Regions from separate parts of the Mus musculus genome. Here region 1 is linked to region 2. A link is a loop called in an ENCODE intact Hi-C map of the cell type or tissue named here. Cell type or tissue: left cerebral cortex. All regions are shown on one strand. Links, peaks and the distances in the headings refer to the core of each region. The heading gives the core; the rest is flanking DNA. Region 1 holds the start of Uxt (ubiquitously expressed prefoldin like chaperone). Region 2 holds the start of Jade3 (jade family PHD finger 3).

What was found. Peaks named below come from ENCODE experiments on the same cell type or tissue, not always from the same donor. Only the 100,000 strongest peaks of a DNase experiment are listed, where the experiment ranks them.
Region 1: it touches region 2 in a loop (5-fold over the local background); 1 of 42 quality-filtered maps calls a loop at or near these places.

Annotation. Positions count from the first base shown.
Region 1 is chrX:20,957,974-20,966,307 of GRCm38, forward strand. It overlaps Uxt (ubiquitously expressed prefoldin like chaperone), which reads right to left and starts at 4,005. Exons shown (of 7, transcript NM_013840.3): 1 at 3,961-4,005; 2 at 3,707-3,813; 3 at 1,965-2,046; 4 at 1,762-1,829; 5 at 1,385-1,492. The coding sequence starts at 3,804. A230072C01Rik (RIKEN cDNA A230072C01 gene) reads left to right here and starts at 3,703. Exons shown (of 6, transcript NR_027445.1): 1 at 3,703-3,739; 2 at 3,877-4,005; 3 at 4,564-4,684. In left cerebral cortex, for the core only: a CTCF peak has its summit at 4,196; DNase peaks (open chromatin) are centred at 3,693 and 4,086; H3K4me3 peaks cover 1,554 bases; H3K27ac peaks cover 385 bases.
Region 2 is chrX:20,422,683-20,431,016 of GRCm38, forward strand. It overlaps Jade3 (jade family PHD finger 3), which reads left to right and starts at 3,006. Exons shown (of 13, transcript NM_199317.2): 1 at 3,006-3,148; 2 at 6,341-6,449. In left cerebral cortex, for the core only: a CTCF peak has its summit at 3,649; DNase peaks (open chromatin) are centred at 2,662, 2,833, 3,056, 3,645 and 1 more place; H3K4me3 peaks cover 1,889 bases; H3K27ac peaks cover 594 bases.

The DNA of each region.
Region 1 (8,334 bases), core at 165-8,164, 540 kb after region 2:
AGAAAGAAAGGCATTTCACAGTACAATTTAACAGGTACTAAGATGGTAGATAGAGAAAAAATTAGAAGATGGCTGGTATGATAGCTCAGTGGGTGCTTGTCACATGAGCCTGGGGATCTGAGTTCCATTCATGGAGTCCCTGGAAGGATAGCATCAACTCTACAAAACTATGCTCTGATCTACACATGGATGCTATAGCACATATGTCCACAGACATGCACATATACACACTAATGGTCATTTTTTTAAGTAGAAGGGGGTGCAATTCAAGAACACTAGGAGTTGCAATTTTGAAGTTAGATCACAGAAGAACTTGTTCAGGGAGCTTGTTATTTATGCAAGACAATCAAGTATTGAGAAAAGAAACCACATGGAGAAAGTGCTGCAGAGCAGACAGACACCAGTAGCTACTGAATGCTCCCAAAGGTGGGAAATGCTTAAAGCATGTGTTAGGGCTAGGGAGGTGGCTCAGTGGACAAGAACATTTGCTGCTCAAGCATAAGAATGGGAATTGGATCCCTAGTACCAATGGAAAAACTCACACACCTCTGACCCCGGCATGGGTGCTTGCTGAAGCCAAAAAATGGCAAGCTTTAGGTTTGGTGGAGACCCTATTTCAAGAGAAATAAATAAAGCAGACAGCAATAGAGGAAGGCATTGTCTCTGCATGTGTGGGTACAGGCACATGAAGTTCAGAGAGGGGAGAGACCAACAAATGAGCAGGAAAATGAGCAGATAGTTAAGTGAGAAGCAGCTTCTTAGACTGTTAACTGATTCTTAGGTTGAAATCTCACGGATGTGGTCACAGATGTATGTACATGAGATTTCAACATAGTTCTAGAAATGTAAGCTTCTAAGACTCTTCTGTTGTTTACTGCTATATTCTCAACATTAACCACAGAACCTGGTATACATAAGATACTCAATAAATGTATGAAGGAATAATATAAAAAGTACTTATTGAGTGTTTAGTATGACACCCTGGCTGAACTTTGCATCCTCAGTTTTCTTAGTCTGAGCCCCGAAGAGGAAGGTAGTATGTTTTTCTAAGTACCATCCCAGGTAGCCACAGGGAAAAGGGTAGAGTATTAAAATTTGTGATGTCTATTTATTATTTTTTCTGTTTGTTTTATACACAGAGATTTGTTTTATCACCCAGAGTTGCTTCAAATTCATGATCCTCCTGCTTGATTCTCTAGAATCCTGGGATTACAGGTGTGAACTACCATATCTGGCTTTTATATATTTTGTGTATGTGTTTGTGTGATGTGTGATATGGATAGAACCTAGGGCTTCACACATGCTAAGCAAATGTTCTTACCACTTCCCTGTACCCTTAGCCAATGTAGTGGCTTTAGATACTATCCTCTTGGAATGCACTCACTCTGTGAGGAGAGAACTCTTTCGGTCAATGAACTTGAGTGCTTCAGCCAGTGTCAGTTCCAGGAAAAAACCATATCCCAGGGCCACATAGATGCGTGAAGTATCTGGGCTGAGGAAAGAGGTCAGAGGAAGTGGAAGAAGTCTTTATTACTATTTAGCACACTGTATGGTTTAAGGTGTTTCCTATTCCTTCCTGTTTCTCAAAATGAAGGCTCTGTAAAGGCAGATACTTTGTGTTCATTTTGGCCACACCCACAACATGTTGCTCATATCCTAATGAAATATAAAAGCTACTAGAGCCTTGTATATAGAAAATACTAAGAAATACTTGTTCCATGAAAAAAGGGAGAAACTCAGGAGGGGAGAGAATATACTCACACCACTGTGTCAACGAAGAAGTTACAGCCCAAATCCACCTGCATATATAACTCCGAGTGATTAGTTTCCTATAGGGCCAGGAGAAAAGAGGTAGGTGTCAGCGGGCAATTTTAAAGGCAGATAAGGTTTTGTTCTTGGGGTTTCTTCCCGCCTCCCTTCTTTGTACACATACACAAAGTGGTACCCAATTTAAAAACCTTTACCTGGAGTCGCTCAATGACATTTCTTAGTTGAAGATATACGGACAGCTGCTCATATACCTTGTCTCGATGATCCAGCACCTTTCTGATATGTAGAAATACAACAGTGAACATTAGGCAGCCTTATTCCTCTTGAGATGCCAGGCATTTTAAGTCAGGTTGTGGTTGACATGGATGTAATTCATGGGCTGAGGCAGGAGGATTCTGAGCTCAAGACCAGCTTGTGCTACATCGTGAGATCCCGTGCTCCCCTCCTCCAAAACACACACAATGGGGTATAGACAGAGACACAGCAGGCATTTCAATAAATACAGGTCAGACTGTAGTTCAGCCTGACCTCTACCTCTTACTAGGAATGTGACTATGGAAAGTAGAAAACCTACCTAGGATTAAGTTTCTTCACATAGAAAACAGAGATGGCCGTAGTAGCACATAAGAGTCATTAGAATCGAGTGTTTACTACAAAGTGTTTTAAATGCTAGCCAAATGGTAAGCATTATATACTTGTTACCTATTATAATTATAAATATTACATTTTATTCAGTGACTTATGCCAATTAAAATGTCCCATCTTCACCCTAAATGTACCTCTCCATCTCTTTTAGCATGCTCACACAGTCCTAGTTCTAAATACCTAACTTTCTATTCAGATTAGTAATGACAGCAATAGCAATCATCCAGTTGTTGAGTCTTTAGTGTATTTCAGGCACTGGGGTCAAATTCCTTTCCTAAAACAACTATTTAGGTTATTTGTTTTATTACCCAAGACAATATCTGAGTTTCTCAGGCTAAGTATTGAATTTGTAAACACACCAAACAATTCTTTCCTCTCAGCCTCAATATAATAATAGTGGGGTTTATCTGCATTTTTAAAATGTGTTCTTACTTGCATTTATGTGTTTATTTTGTGTACATGTATGGGTGCCATGATACATACCTGGAGGTCAGAGGTCAGGTTTTTGGGAGTCTTTCTTTCTTCCACCATGTGGGTCCCAGAGATCTAACTTAGGGCATGGGGTTGGAGGCAAGCCATCTTGCTGGCCCTAGTTTGCTTGTTTTGAGACATAATCTCAAAGCCCAGGCTATACACAACCTCGAATGTAGGTGAAGATCACCTTCAACTCTGGGTCATCCTGCTCCTGACACTATCCCAAGTACAGCAATTGCAGGCCTGTGTCACCACACTGGATTTTTTTTAAAATAGAATATTGTTCTATTTTCAAGGCTGGCTTGTAATCCTGGCTAAACAAGTGAATTTTCCCATCTCTCCACTAGAAGTGGCACACACCATGGAGCTTGAGCCTGGCTTTATTCTATTTTTTTCTCCCTTTGAGAAAGTTAGTCTGTAGCCCAGACTGGTTCTCAGCTTTACAAAGATCCTCCTGCTTCTGGCTCCCAAGTGCCGGAGTTGACACATTTAAAACTCAAACACCACGTTAAGAAGGCCTAATAAACTTTTCCATTTCACAGATGAATAAAGTTCACAAAGGTGAAGTAAGGTACAACTTGTTCATAAATATTGGTTAAATGGCCTAGTCAGAAACACCCTGTGTTCGGAATGACTATTTTAAACCAACAAACAAGGTCAGAGCTCTGCTAAAGGGACAAGTTCCAACCACATCTCAGCCCAGAAGTCAACCCTATTCCCAGAAGTCTGGGCGGCCAATCCGAAAGTTTGGTCGGCATTCTGTCCCACCCACCACGTGAAATTTCTCAAACGTCACGCCTCCCACGTTGTCACTCACTGCAAGTCTCGCTGCAGTACGTCACTGATAAAGGTCTCGTACCGCAGCACTTTCTCCCCCACCGTATCCAAGGCCCGCCGTTTCGGGGGCGTCGCCATGACGGGCACCTGGGGGAGTAAAGGGGGGGGCACGTTGAGCGCTCTATTTAAACTTCACAAAATTCTCTCCAGCCACTCAACGTTGGGGATGACTTCTTTCGGCTCGAGCTACGGAGTTGCTTCTGCCCAACCCGATTTTGGAACTCGTTCACTCACCGGTACAGGAGTACGGCGTTTACCGTAGGGCCACCGGCAATAACTGTTAGTATGAGCCGCGGCTTCCGGGTGGCGCGGATGGATGATGTAATTTCCAGCAAGGGAGCCAACCAAATCGATGGGAGGGGCGGTCCGGCGTGTGGGAAGATGCACTTAGGGGAAGGGCTGCAGGCGGGGCCTGAGTGAATCCTTGGAGGTAGCAGGATCCTATGGATCTAGATGGGCCTGGCACGCCGCGGTCTGCCAGCAGGCGGATCGTCGCGAGCTGGCGGGAGACTGGTTTGGGTGACGTTCAATGAGATTTGGCGGGTTCTGAGGGAGGGTGGACTTACAGGAAGGTAGGGAGAGGGAGTTAAGTGTTTATAATTAGTAATTTGAAGTGTGTGTGTGTGTGCGCGCGCGCGTTGGTACTGAACTTATAGGCAGTTGTGAGCTACCATGATGTGGGTGCTGATAATGGAGTTTACATTCTCTGCAAGTTTTATGTGTTTTTAACTGATGAGCCATTTCTGTATTCCCCCCTCCTTACTCTTACATTTGTTTTCCTATTTTATGTGTTTTGTCTGCATGTTTATGGACTACATGCGTGCATTGCCCACAAAGGCCAGAAGAAGTTGTGGGATTCCCTGGAACTGGAGCAACCAACAGTTTGTGTGCACCATGTGGGTAATGGGAATCGAACCTGGGTCCTCTATAAGACTGGCCAGTGCTCTTAACTACTGAGGTATCTATATAGTCCCTATTTTTTTCTTTTAGAAACATTTCTATTCTTTGAGAGTTTCATAGATGTATGCAATATATTTTCATCATCTCCACTCCCTTTTCCCTCCAACTCCTCCTAGACTCCTCCTACCACATTTTCCTCCAATTTCATATTCTCTTTAAAACAAACAAACCAAATCAAAACCAAAAGAACTCACTGAGACCACTTAAGCATTTAATAATTTTAAAAGCACAAGAGTGCCTATAGACCAGCAAGGATTATGGTACTAATCTATAAGGAAGGCAGTATATCCTGTGGGGATCTGTTTGAAAAAAATATATGTTGCACACATTGTTTGGTTTTCACCCTCCATAAAGGGAATGAATAAGAGCACATAAAAATGTTTAAATGGAGACAAATTTTAAGAAATTTATCTTGAATGAATTTCTGCTTGGTGGCATGCAGTCCATGATGAGGGCTACAGAGAAACCTTGTCCCCCAAACCAAAACCAAAATTTGATGTTACATGTATTTAAAAGTAAATTTGATGTGCTTAAAGCAGATATTAGGAAGCTATATAATATTAGTTAATCTTTATTTGCTAAGGAGAACAGTTTAGATAGACTAGAGTTGGGTCTGTTAAGTTTATTAACATATTTCATGTAATTTTTCTTTAATTTAAAAGATACTTTTAGGTTATCCAAATGGCTCACTGGTTAAACGGTGCTAACCAGTCTGACAGCCTGAGTTCACTCTGCACGGCGGCTTGTAGGTTACTGCTGTTCCTGACATAGAGATAGCAAACTTCTTTTTTACAATGGGAGGTAGTTACTAAAGAAGATTCATAACTGGTTCAACTGCAAGGAATGTGTCTGTTGCTGTGGTAGAGCTGCTCAAGGTGGTAGAAAGTAATAATCACCTATATTATTCTAAGTCTTAGAGAATAGAAGGCAAAGTGGGAAGAATGTGAAAGCTGCAGGAAGGGAGCATTGTCTCACGATTTACACTGTTGGGCATGACCATTGCTATTTTGAATAAGAGCAGATGTGATCACTATTCATCAAACATTTACCCCTTCCATACATAGTTCTGAGCATTTTACATATATCAACTCATTGTGTTCCTCTGAGGTGTCTGACTGTGTAGCACAGTTACACATAGTCTGGACTGCTTTCCCCATGTCCAGACTAGAAAGAAATATAACCAGGGTTTCATTTTCACACTTCAATCTTGGTCCATCTAGAGTATGGATATATGTAATAAGGTATGGGCCCAATTTAATATTTATCTACAGCTTTATTTTTCAGTTAGAGTCTTGTCATATAGCCAGGCTGGCATTGAATTCACTGTCTAGTCCATGCTGGCCTTGAACTTAAAATCTTTTACCCTAGCCTTTCAACTTCTGGCATTGCAGATGTAAGGCACCAAGTCAAACTTAATCTGTTTGCAAACGTCTGTGTTTAACGGGTAGAATGATGTCTAGATATATAGCCACAGAATATGTTTGAAAAAATTTTACATATATAATTAAGGATCTTGAGGTGGGGGGTCATTCTGAGTTAAACAAATGGCCCCAAACCAATGAGAATTTTTTTTTTTTTTTGGTTTTTCGAGACAGGGTTTCTCTGTGTAGTCCTGGCTGTCCTGGAACTCACTTTGTAGACCAGGCTGGCCTTGAACTTAGAAATCCGCCTGCCTCTGCCTCCCAAGGGCTGGGATTAAAGGCATGTGCCACCACTGCCCAGCGAGAAATATTCTTATAAAACAAAGAGAAAGACATAGGAGATGGTGTGAAAACTGAAAACTGGCAGACATTAGGGTCATTGTTATTATTTATATACGAGATGTCTTCTCTAAAGGCTCATATGCGTTATGGTTGATCCATCGCAGGTGACAATATTGAGAAGTGATTGATCATGATGACTTCTTCAATGGATTAATTCATTGATAAGTTTATAGCTGAATTGCTCATAAGAAATGGAGCCTACTTGGATGAAGTAACACCCCAAGGGCATGTGTGTGTGTGTGTGTTTATAAACAAACACACACACACACACACACACACACACACACACATATATTCCTATATCCATTTTTTTCTGTTTTTTGGCTGCCATGAGATAAGTGGCTTTTCTCCATGATGTCCTTCTGCCATTACTTTCTGCCCTGCTAAGAGGCCTAAAAGGGGGGAAAAAAAAAGACCCCAACCAAGCTGATCTTGGAAATGCGATATCTGAAATTTTTTTTTTTTTTTTTGGTTTTCTGAGACAGGATTTCTCTGTATAGCCCTGGCTGTCCTGGAACTCAACTTTGTAGACCAGGCTGGCCTCGAACTCACAAATCTGTCTGCCTCAGTCTCCCGAGTCTAGGATTAAAGGTGTACGCCACCACACCCGGCTAGGATGTCTAAAACTTTGTGATCATAAAAAAGTCCTTCCTCATTTGTTCTTTTGTTAAGTCTAGTCACAGCGATGAAAATGATACTAGCATGGTAATATGTTTATAAATTAAAGGGTTGAGGCCATAACTTAGTGGTAGAATGTTTACCTAGCTTGCATGATGCCCTGGACTTGATTTTTGGAACTTCAAAAATACAAACTGAGGCATATCAATGATTGCTGCTGTCCTTAGAGAAGGTAGGAAAGAGGCATAGAATAGATTTTGAGTAGAAAGGGAATAGAATACATTTTCTTCAAAAAGGCTTGGCTCTATGATCTCATGAGTTTGGACTTACAGTCTCCAGAACTATAACAGAATAGAATTTATTGGTTTAAACCAGCCAGTCTGTGGTAACTTTTTACTGCTCTCTTAGGAAATGAGCATATTTATTTGAAAATTCACCTTTGTCCATCATGATTTGAGATGGCATTTTAGTTAGACACAGACTTCTTTACTGACATTTTACACGGTTTCAATGGCTTATATATTCATGGGTCATGAGTGCATGGTCTTACTGTTTTGGTTGGTTTTGTTTTTGAAATATAGTATTGCTATTTAGTATATATAGGCTATTTTTGAACTTAATATGTAGTTGAGGTTTTGAACTAGCTACCCTCCTTTGCCTTTTTAAAAAAAAAATTTTGTTTTGTTTTGTTTTCCTTTTTTATTAGATATTCATTCACATTTCAAATGCTATCCCCTTTAATTGTTTAGTCCCCTGTACCCTTCCCCCTCCCCCTGCTCCCCAACCCACTCACTCCCAGCTTCCTGGCCCTGGCATTCCCTTAACTGTGGCATATAATATTTGCAAGACCAAGGGCCTCTCCTCCCATTGATAGCCGACTAGGTCATCCTCTGCTACATATGCAGCTAGAGACACGAGCTCTGGGGGTACTGGTTAGTTCACATTGTTGTTCCTTCTATGGGTTGCAGACCCCTTTAGCTCCTTAGGTACTTTCTCTAACTCCTTCATTGGGGACCCTGTGTTCCATCCAATAGATGACTGTGAGCATCCACTTCTGTGTTTGCCAGGCACTGGCATAGTCTCACAAGCGACAGCTATATCAGGGTCCTGTCAGCAAAATCTTGCTGGCATCTGCAATAGTGTCTGGGTTTGGTGGTTGTTCATGGGATGGATTCCCATGGGGGCAGTCTCTGGATGGTCCTTCCTTCCATCTCAGCTCCAAACTTTGTCTCTGTAACTCCTTCTATGGATATTTTGTTGCCCCTTC
Region 2 (8,334 bases), core at 233-8,232:
CACCACCAACAAAACCTCCACAAAACTACCAACCCACAAACAAAAAACAACAAAGGCAAATTACCTTGGATAGTCAAAACAATCTGTAAAAAGAATAAAGCAAGGGACTGATCCCACACTTACTCTATAGCTATCACAATTAAGATTAGTATTCACAGGAGAGATGTAGATAAATAGAATACAAAAGAGCCAAAATGGCCCCATACACGTGGCCAAATTGATTTTGAGATACACAAGCCATTTAATGAAGCAAAGACAGTCATTTTATTTCAGTCATCAAGTATTCATAGGCAAAAATAAGAATTTCTATCTTAGGTCCAAGTTTATAACAAAAATAATTCAAAGTAAACCACCGACTTAAAAAATAAAAACTAGGGCTGGTGAGATGGCTCAGTGGGTAAGAGCACCTGACTGCTCTTCCGAAGGTCCAGAGTTCAAATCCCAGCAACCACATGGTGGCTCACAACCATCCGTAACAAGATCTGACTCCCTCTTCTGGTGTGTCTGAAGACAGCTACAGTGTACTTACATATAATAATAAATAAATCTTTAAAAATAAATAAATAAATAAATAAATAAATAAATAAAAACTATAACACTTTTTAGAGGAAACATGAGAGAGGGCATGTGAAACCAGGTGAAGATGTTTTAGATATGACACCAAAAGCACTACACATAAATGCAAAATTGGATAAACTGGATCTCTGCAAAAATGTCTTGTCAAATAAATGAAAAGATAGCTGTGTATGGGAAATCCATTTTCTGATTATTTACATACTGAGGACTTGTTTATTATAATCTTCAAATTTAATAGTAAGAAATAATCCAATTAGAAAATGTCCAAAAAACATGAGCAGACATATCACCAAAAAGGTGCCCGTACATGTGTGTGTGTGTGTCTGTGTGTGTGTGTGTCTGTCTGTGTCTGCGTGTGACCTATGTGGACAGTTTTCAAGACTCATTTCTTTCTTTCCAAACTTAAGGGACCAAAATCAAGTCATCAGGCTTGGTTGCTAGTGCTTTTACCTACTGAGCTATCTCCATGGCCTAGGAGGCAAAGTTTGTTGTAAACAGCCCAAATATCCTTCAATGGACAAACTCTTAAAATGTGAATGTTAATAAAGGGTACCAGGGGGAATCTTTGAGCTGTTGTGTTGGTCATAGGAAACTCACAGGTGATACAATTGTGTAGAACTTATATATTCAGACTCAGAAATGGATGCTTGTGAAGTTGATGAAATTTGAATGAGCTTTTCAGATTGGACAAGTGCCACTATCTTGGTTTTGATATAGTTATATAAGGTTACTATTGGGAGAAAACTTGAGAAGTACTTAGAAAGATGCATGGGACCCCTTTGAATTTTTATGACTGTGGAATTTTTATTATTTTTTTTATTGTTTTATTTTTTGGTTTTCTGAGATAGGGTTTCTCTGTGTAGCCCTGGCTGTCCTGGAACTCACTCTGTAGACCAGGCTGGCCTCGAACTCAGAAATCTGCCTGCCTCTGCCTCCCAAGTGCTGGGATTAAAGGCGTGTGCCACCACTGCCCACATGAATTTTTATTTTTAAATAATTCAACTGTAACAGTAATTGTGGACTAAATATTTTACCACTCATAGACTTACATAAAATAAAGTAGAATCATATCTACAATATGAAAAACAGACAAAATACAAGAGCTCACATTTCTGTTTAAACCTAGAAATATAAGTGAAAATAACTATATTAATTCATCATAATTGTGAATGATGCATTTTCAATTCTAGCAAGGTAAATTAAAAAAAGTTGTTTTCAAGCATCTGTATTTCAAAGGTCCAGGAACCAGTAGTAAATTATGTACACTTGTTTTATATATTACTACTATACATCATGTCTCCCTTATTTATTTGACGCTATTGTCTTCCATAATTGTGACAATGGCTAAGCAAAACAAAAAGTTGCAGGGCAGATGACCAGGGAGCTGGAACGCAGGGGCATAGAATAGACCAAAGCAGGCATTCATGGTGAACTTTTTCTTGTTTGTTTGTGTTTCTCTGTATAACCCTGGCTGTAGTGGAACTCGCTCTGTACACCAGTTTTACATTCTCTATCCAACCCTCTCTGTCTGTCTCAGCCCTAGTTTAAAGTTTTTTTTCCAAATAATTCTGATAGGCCTACCTAAACTATCCAAGACGGCGACCCCTACTTTTAAGTCAACCGATCTTTAATTATAGTACCAAAATATCTCCCCAGGAACACCTGGACGAGGGTTTGAATAACTGGGAGCTGTAGGCTAAGTCGACATCAGAAAAAAAGAAAAAGAAATCAAGAAGTCCCACCCCATCATAAAGCATTTTTGCTCACAACTGGATTAATGTGTTGTCAATTGCCTCCTGGCTTTTATTATTTATCCATGCTTCAAGTCTAAACGTCAGAAATAATGGTCGTCTTAGAGTTTAGGGACGAATTGCACTCGTAGAACTTTACAATCGAGTCAGGAGGGTGGGAAAGCTCAGGCTGGACTTTGCCGGAGCAGGAGCCAGTGCACCTCGCTGGCCCAAGCGCCTAGCAGGGCTGGGACGCCTCAGGGCAGCAGCGCGCGCAGCAGGAGGGGAGGAGAACCCACCTGAAGCGCCGCGCCGCGCGTGCGGGAGCTTGAGGTGGGTGGAGCCTCGAAGCCGGTGGCGCTCGTGACGGCGCCCAGCCCGCCAGAAGATCGCGCGGCGAGCAGACGGCGGGGAGTCAGCCGGGTAGGGCGAGCGCAGCCGGCGGGGGTGGGGGGAGGTGGGGGGGGGTGGGGCGGGGAGTTGCAGTGATGAGGAAGGAAAGGGAAGAGGCGGAGCGTGGGAGCGCACAGTGTCAGGAATACAATAGTGCTCCGCGCCGCCTCGGCTGCCGCCGCCGCCCAGCAGCCTGTCCAGAGCTGAGGCCTGAAGGGCCAGGCGGCCAGGGCCGGGGGCGGGAGCAGAGCGCTAGGGGGCGGCCCCCTCGGCTCCTCGGAAGGCCCGGCCAGGAGGGCGGGGTGAGATTAGGGGGCAGGTGCGAGGGAGGGAAGAGAAGAAAGCAGGCGGCTAGGGGGCGGTTACCACCCTAGCCAGACTCGCCCGGCACGTTGAGGGGGCCCTCAGTGTGCGGCGAGGAAGGAGCGGAGCGAGACGCTGCGCCGGAGGTAGGCGCTCTCGAGGGTGGCCTCGGCACCAGCGAGGTTGTGGGCGTAGTGCGGGTTTAGTGGCGGGAGTGGCGGCCTCGAGGAGTGGGACGCGAGCGGCGTGGAGCTTGGGGTCCCGGCCTTGCCACCCTCGGGGTCGCTCCAGCTCCACGTAGCGGTTGCCCCGGGGTCCCCCCGAGAGCCCCGGAACACAGAGCGTGTGTGGGCTGAGGTAAAGTGCCCAGTCGCCCCGCTGCTGGTGGCGCGCTGTGCCCGGTGGCCCGGGCGGGGGGTTGGGGGGGGGCGCGCGGACACGGACACACGAGCTGGGCTACAGCCTCCCGGACACCTCCGGAGGCGTTGAGCGCCATAACTGTGGCGGCCGTTCCCTTCGGAGTCCCCTCCGGGTGCCCCTTTCCGTGCTTGTCCTGTGCTATCAGGGACTCTTGGGGCCAGACCTCGGGGCTAGAGGGCATGCTCTTTCTGCTGCCTGTGGCTGCCGGGTCCGAGCAGCGAGAGGGCGCACCCTGGCTGTTTGAGCCTTGCGGAGCGGGAAGATACTGAGGGTCCGGAGAGGGCAAGACGGGCAGTGTGGGGAGCAACCAGGCACTCTGAGAGCTGAAATGCCAACCTAGTGGGAGTGCGGGTGCCCTTCCGTCCTCGAACTTTCCTTTCTCCAGTCATTGTTAGGACGCAGTGAGTGTTCGAAGCCCGCAATCGCCCTGAGGTCTAGGGGTGGGAAAATCGCCAGGGATATGCCAATTAAGGGGAGATTTTTCTGCCACCGGGCATAGTTGTTAACTTTTCTCCAGCTCCTCTGAGGGAGCCACATCGATTTTATTTTATTTTATTTTTTTAATCCTCCCAGCCTTTTCCTCCTGCTTTTCGGAGCAGAGTTTTGGTGGAATTGGGCTTTAAATTACACAGGGCAAACAGCGTTCATTATTTGTAAGGAAGAAAGTGGGGTGGGAAGAAAGTGTGGGGGGGGGGGACTCTTTAGTGAGTGTCCTTAATGGTGGCATGTGAAGATACACTTAAGAGTTTATCTCTTTGCAGCCCTAGGACATACGTACCTTGTAGGGCTTTCACAAGAAACTTGTTTGACCACTCCACTGGCGTTGAGTCACAAGGAAAGATGTGCACAAGGGTCGACCAACCCCGCCTTGTGAGATGCACTTAACTGTAAGGCTGAGGATGAGAACCTCACCCTCCACCCGCCACAGTTTGATTGTATAAGAAATAAAAACCATGGTGACAGAGATTTCAGTGTCCTAGAGGAAAAGGTGACCTCATTCCCTGCGTTCAGTCAGATAAAGATAACTGCTCCTCTCAAAACTCTGAAAAGTAATGAAAAACAAAATAGGTAGAAACTGGTTGCACAACCTCGTTGCCTAGTGCACCTAACCAGAATCTTCTTTCCCAGAGTGCTTCTCTTAAATACCTTGCCTGCAGCCATTTCTCCTCAGCCTGGAGGGTGGAGAGTGGGGGTGGAGAGCAGAGCACAGCAGAGTCCACTTGAACAAAGCATTGTATTTTACTTAGTTTAATATTTCTATAACATCTGTAATGGTAGGAATATAGAGCCTAGCCTTTGTACCCTTTAAATAGTGTGGCTCTTACATATTATCTGATGATTCTGGATAAGTAAAAATAGATTTTTTTCTTTTTTTGTTTAACCTTAAGAGTGTTCTACTTCCATAACTAACATTTTCTTTTTTTATTTTAGATGAGCTCTGACTTCAAATACTTGAGTTATTAGAGGATAAACTCTCCCGTCAAGGATTACAGAAGTTGGGAGGGGGATGCTGTTCATATTCAATTGAAGAGTGCCCAATTCATATTAAGCTCTCGACATTAGTTACCATCATTGTCACCTTTCTTTCACATGTGTTCTGTACACCTCTGTTCACTAGAGAAGAGCTCTTATTCCAATACTGTTGCTTTAAAATACTTTAAAATACAATATTATTCCTCACAATTTTTTCAGTTAGCAACTAATACAGGTTACAGTGTTCTAACTCCAGGATCCACACTCTTTCTTCTTTTCTGAATCAAGCCATGGCACTGGGATATGAATCTTGGTCATGGGCAGTTCAAAAGGAAGTACCCAGGAATGACTTGGAGGCTGTTTTCAGGACACACAAGCTTTTGGAACATTTGCGAACCACTTTCTGGCCTGTAGAGGAGATTCTCAGTATCATCACACCTAATAATGCAGGGGCAGTTATCATACCCGAGTGATAAGAGTTAGTAAAAGCTAAAGTACAAGGATGTTGAAGACTTATAGATTTTGTATGGCCATCTCCTTTTTATACTGCTTATTTTATCCCTTTCTTATGTTCTACCAACCATAACAAATGTTCTCTAAGCGATACAAAGCCATCTCCTGTTTTTTTTTTTAACTTTGAAGTTTAGCTGAAACTAATCATATTTTTGAGGGTGTTGAGGGAATCAGGAACTATCAGGTGTTTATGGAAACGTGACATTAGAGAGCTCTTAGAAGCTTTGATCATGGATGCAGAGAGGAAGGCTAAAAATGAGGTTGAATATTATCATGGGACATAATGTATGTACCTCTTCATGGAGCTTAGAAAAAACAGGAGCTGAAGAAAATAGAATATGCTGATTTATATTAAGATAATTTCTTATTAGGGGATAATTTACTGTGATTTTTTTTTTTTTTTTTGAGACCGGGTTTCTCTGTATAGCCCTGGCTGTCCTGGAATTCACTTTGTAGACCAGGCTGGCCTCGAACTCAGAAATCCGCCTGCCTCTGCCTCCCGAGTGCTGGGATTAAAGACGTGTGCCACCACGCCCGGCTTAATTTACTGTGATCTTTACTTGCCTCATTTTTCTAAATGAGAGGTGGGTGTCCAGTGATACCCATCTGGCTGTATCCTAGCCATAATTTTTGGTGTTGAAAATTGAACCCAGAGCTTTGCCTATGCTAAGCAAGCATTCTACCACTGAGCTACCTACCCCTTATCCCAATACCTTTATAAAGTGGGGACGTGTAGCTGATTTACAAATTTGTATTGTTCTAGTTTACTGTAGCTAAGAAAATTAAAGCATTTTCAGGTTTGTGGGGTGGGGTTGGATGGTTAGAAGTAATGAATAAAAGGGTGCTAGCAGGTGATCATTACAGATAATTTACTATTGTTTTAAGTTTTCTGTTTTGTGACTCCCCGTGCTCCATTTTTGTCCTTTCTGTAGGTCTTTCCATAGACAACAGAAGCAAGGCTCCTATAATCAAAAGTGCCTCTTTGCTGAGTCATTGGGAAAAACTTGTCTGATCCAATCTGCTAGACTTGGAAAAGGGGAGGTAAGAACTCCAAAGTGCTGTTTTTCTGAACATGAGGACATGCGTGTTCTTGTGGGTACCTAGGAGTCCTGATTTGCCCTGAAGAAAAAGGATCTGGCAAGAAGAAGGTATAGGGGCTGGAGAGATGGCTCAGTGGGTAAGAGCATTGGTTGCTCTTCCAGAGGTTCTGAGTTCAATTCCCAGCACTCACATGGTGGCTCACAACATCTGTAGTGAGATCTGATTCCCTCTTGTATGCTTGAAGGCAGAACACTCATATATGTAATAAATAAATAAATAAATAAATAAATAAATAAAATAAATCTGAAAAAACACAATATAATTAAAAAATATATTTCTGGGGGCTGGAGAAATGGCTCAGTGGTTAAAAGCACCAACTGCTCTTCCAGAGGTCCTGAGTTCAATTCCCAGCAACCACATGGTGGCTCACAACCATCTGTAATGAAATCTGATGCCCTCTTCTGGTGTGCATGAAGATAGAGACCGTGTACTCATATACATTAAATAAAAATAAATTTAAAAATATATATATATATTTCTAAGGAGAAAAAGAAGTTATATTGGGACTTTGGCAAATAGGAGACATCTATGATATCATGAGTGCTCTTCAAGCTACAAACAATTTTTCTGCTCCAACTCAGAAGCTGTGGCTATGCCCCACTACCCAAAGAGAACATTTTCCTCTAATACCTGTTGATAAGCAAAGACACCAAAGCCAGTGTAGGTTTTTTGTTGTTGTTTTGAGACAGGTTTTTTTTCTATTTTTATTATTATTATTTTGGTTTTTCGAGACAGGGTTTCTCTGTATAGCTCTAGCTATCCTGGAACTCACTTTGTAGACCAGGCTGGCCTCAAACTCAGAAATCTGCCTGTCTCTGCCTCCCAAGTGCTGGGATTAAAGGCGTGTGCCACTGCGCCCGGCTGGTGTGTGTGTGTAGCCCAGACTGGCTTTCCAACTCATGATCCTCCTGCATCAGCCTCTTGAGCACTGGGATTGTAAAGAGTGGGCATTGCTTGGCCAGAATGTTGTTTTTGGACTAGCTAACAAGAGAATGTGATATCAGCTTGGCTGGTACACTGGACCCTCTGTTGAAATCTTCTAAGAAAATTGCTGCTATTATTCTTTTCTAGATTTTGAAACTTAATTTTGATAAAGTATTATAATTTTTAAAAATGTTGCAAGATTGGTATAAAAGCGTACTGTATTCCCTTTATCCAAGGTTACCAGTTATCAGCAGTTTGTGTTCATTTGCTCTTTCTTTCTTTTTTTTTACAAATCATTTGAGCATAAACAGTGAGAGGGTGGTATTTGTCAAGGCTATTCTGTTGTGAAGAGTATCTCAGATGCAACCACTGGTGTAGCAGAACATTGGTGGAGGGACAGGACCCCAGAGGTAAAGACCCCGTGTAGCTACCAAGCATATGTTTGTAAATCTAGTAGAATCTTTGATGTTAGGTAAAAAAGTCATGACCAAATGTAAAAGTATTTAAGACGTACCCTTTCCCTTTCACTGTTCTCATCATGTTTTCTTTCCTCTGTCAATTTTTTTTTTGAGACAGGGTTTCTCTGTGTAGCCCTGGCTGTCCTGGAACTCATTCTGTAGACCATGCTGGCCTCGAACTCAGAAATCCACCTGCCTCTGCCTCCTGAGTGCTGGGATTAAAGGCGTGTGCCTCTACGCCTGGCTTTCCTCTATCAAAATTTTTTTTTGTTCTTTCTTTTTTTCCTTTTTTTCTTTTTTTCTTTTTTTCTTTTTTGTTTTTTGGTTTTTTTGTTTTTCTTTTTCCTCTGTCAAATTTTAATACTATGAAACCCCTCAGTTCTGTGGCCATTAATATAGCCGCTATTTAATTCATTCAGCAAACATACTGAGTGCTTTCTGTT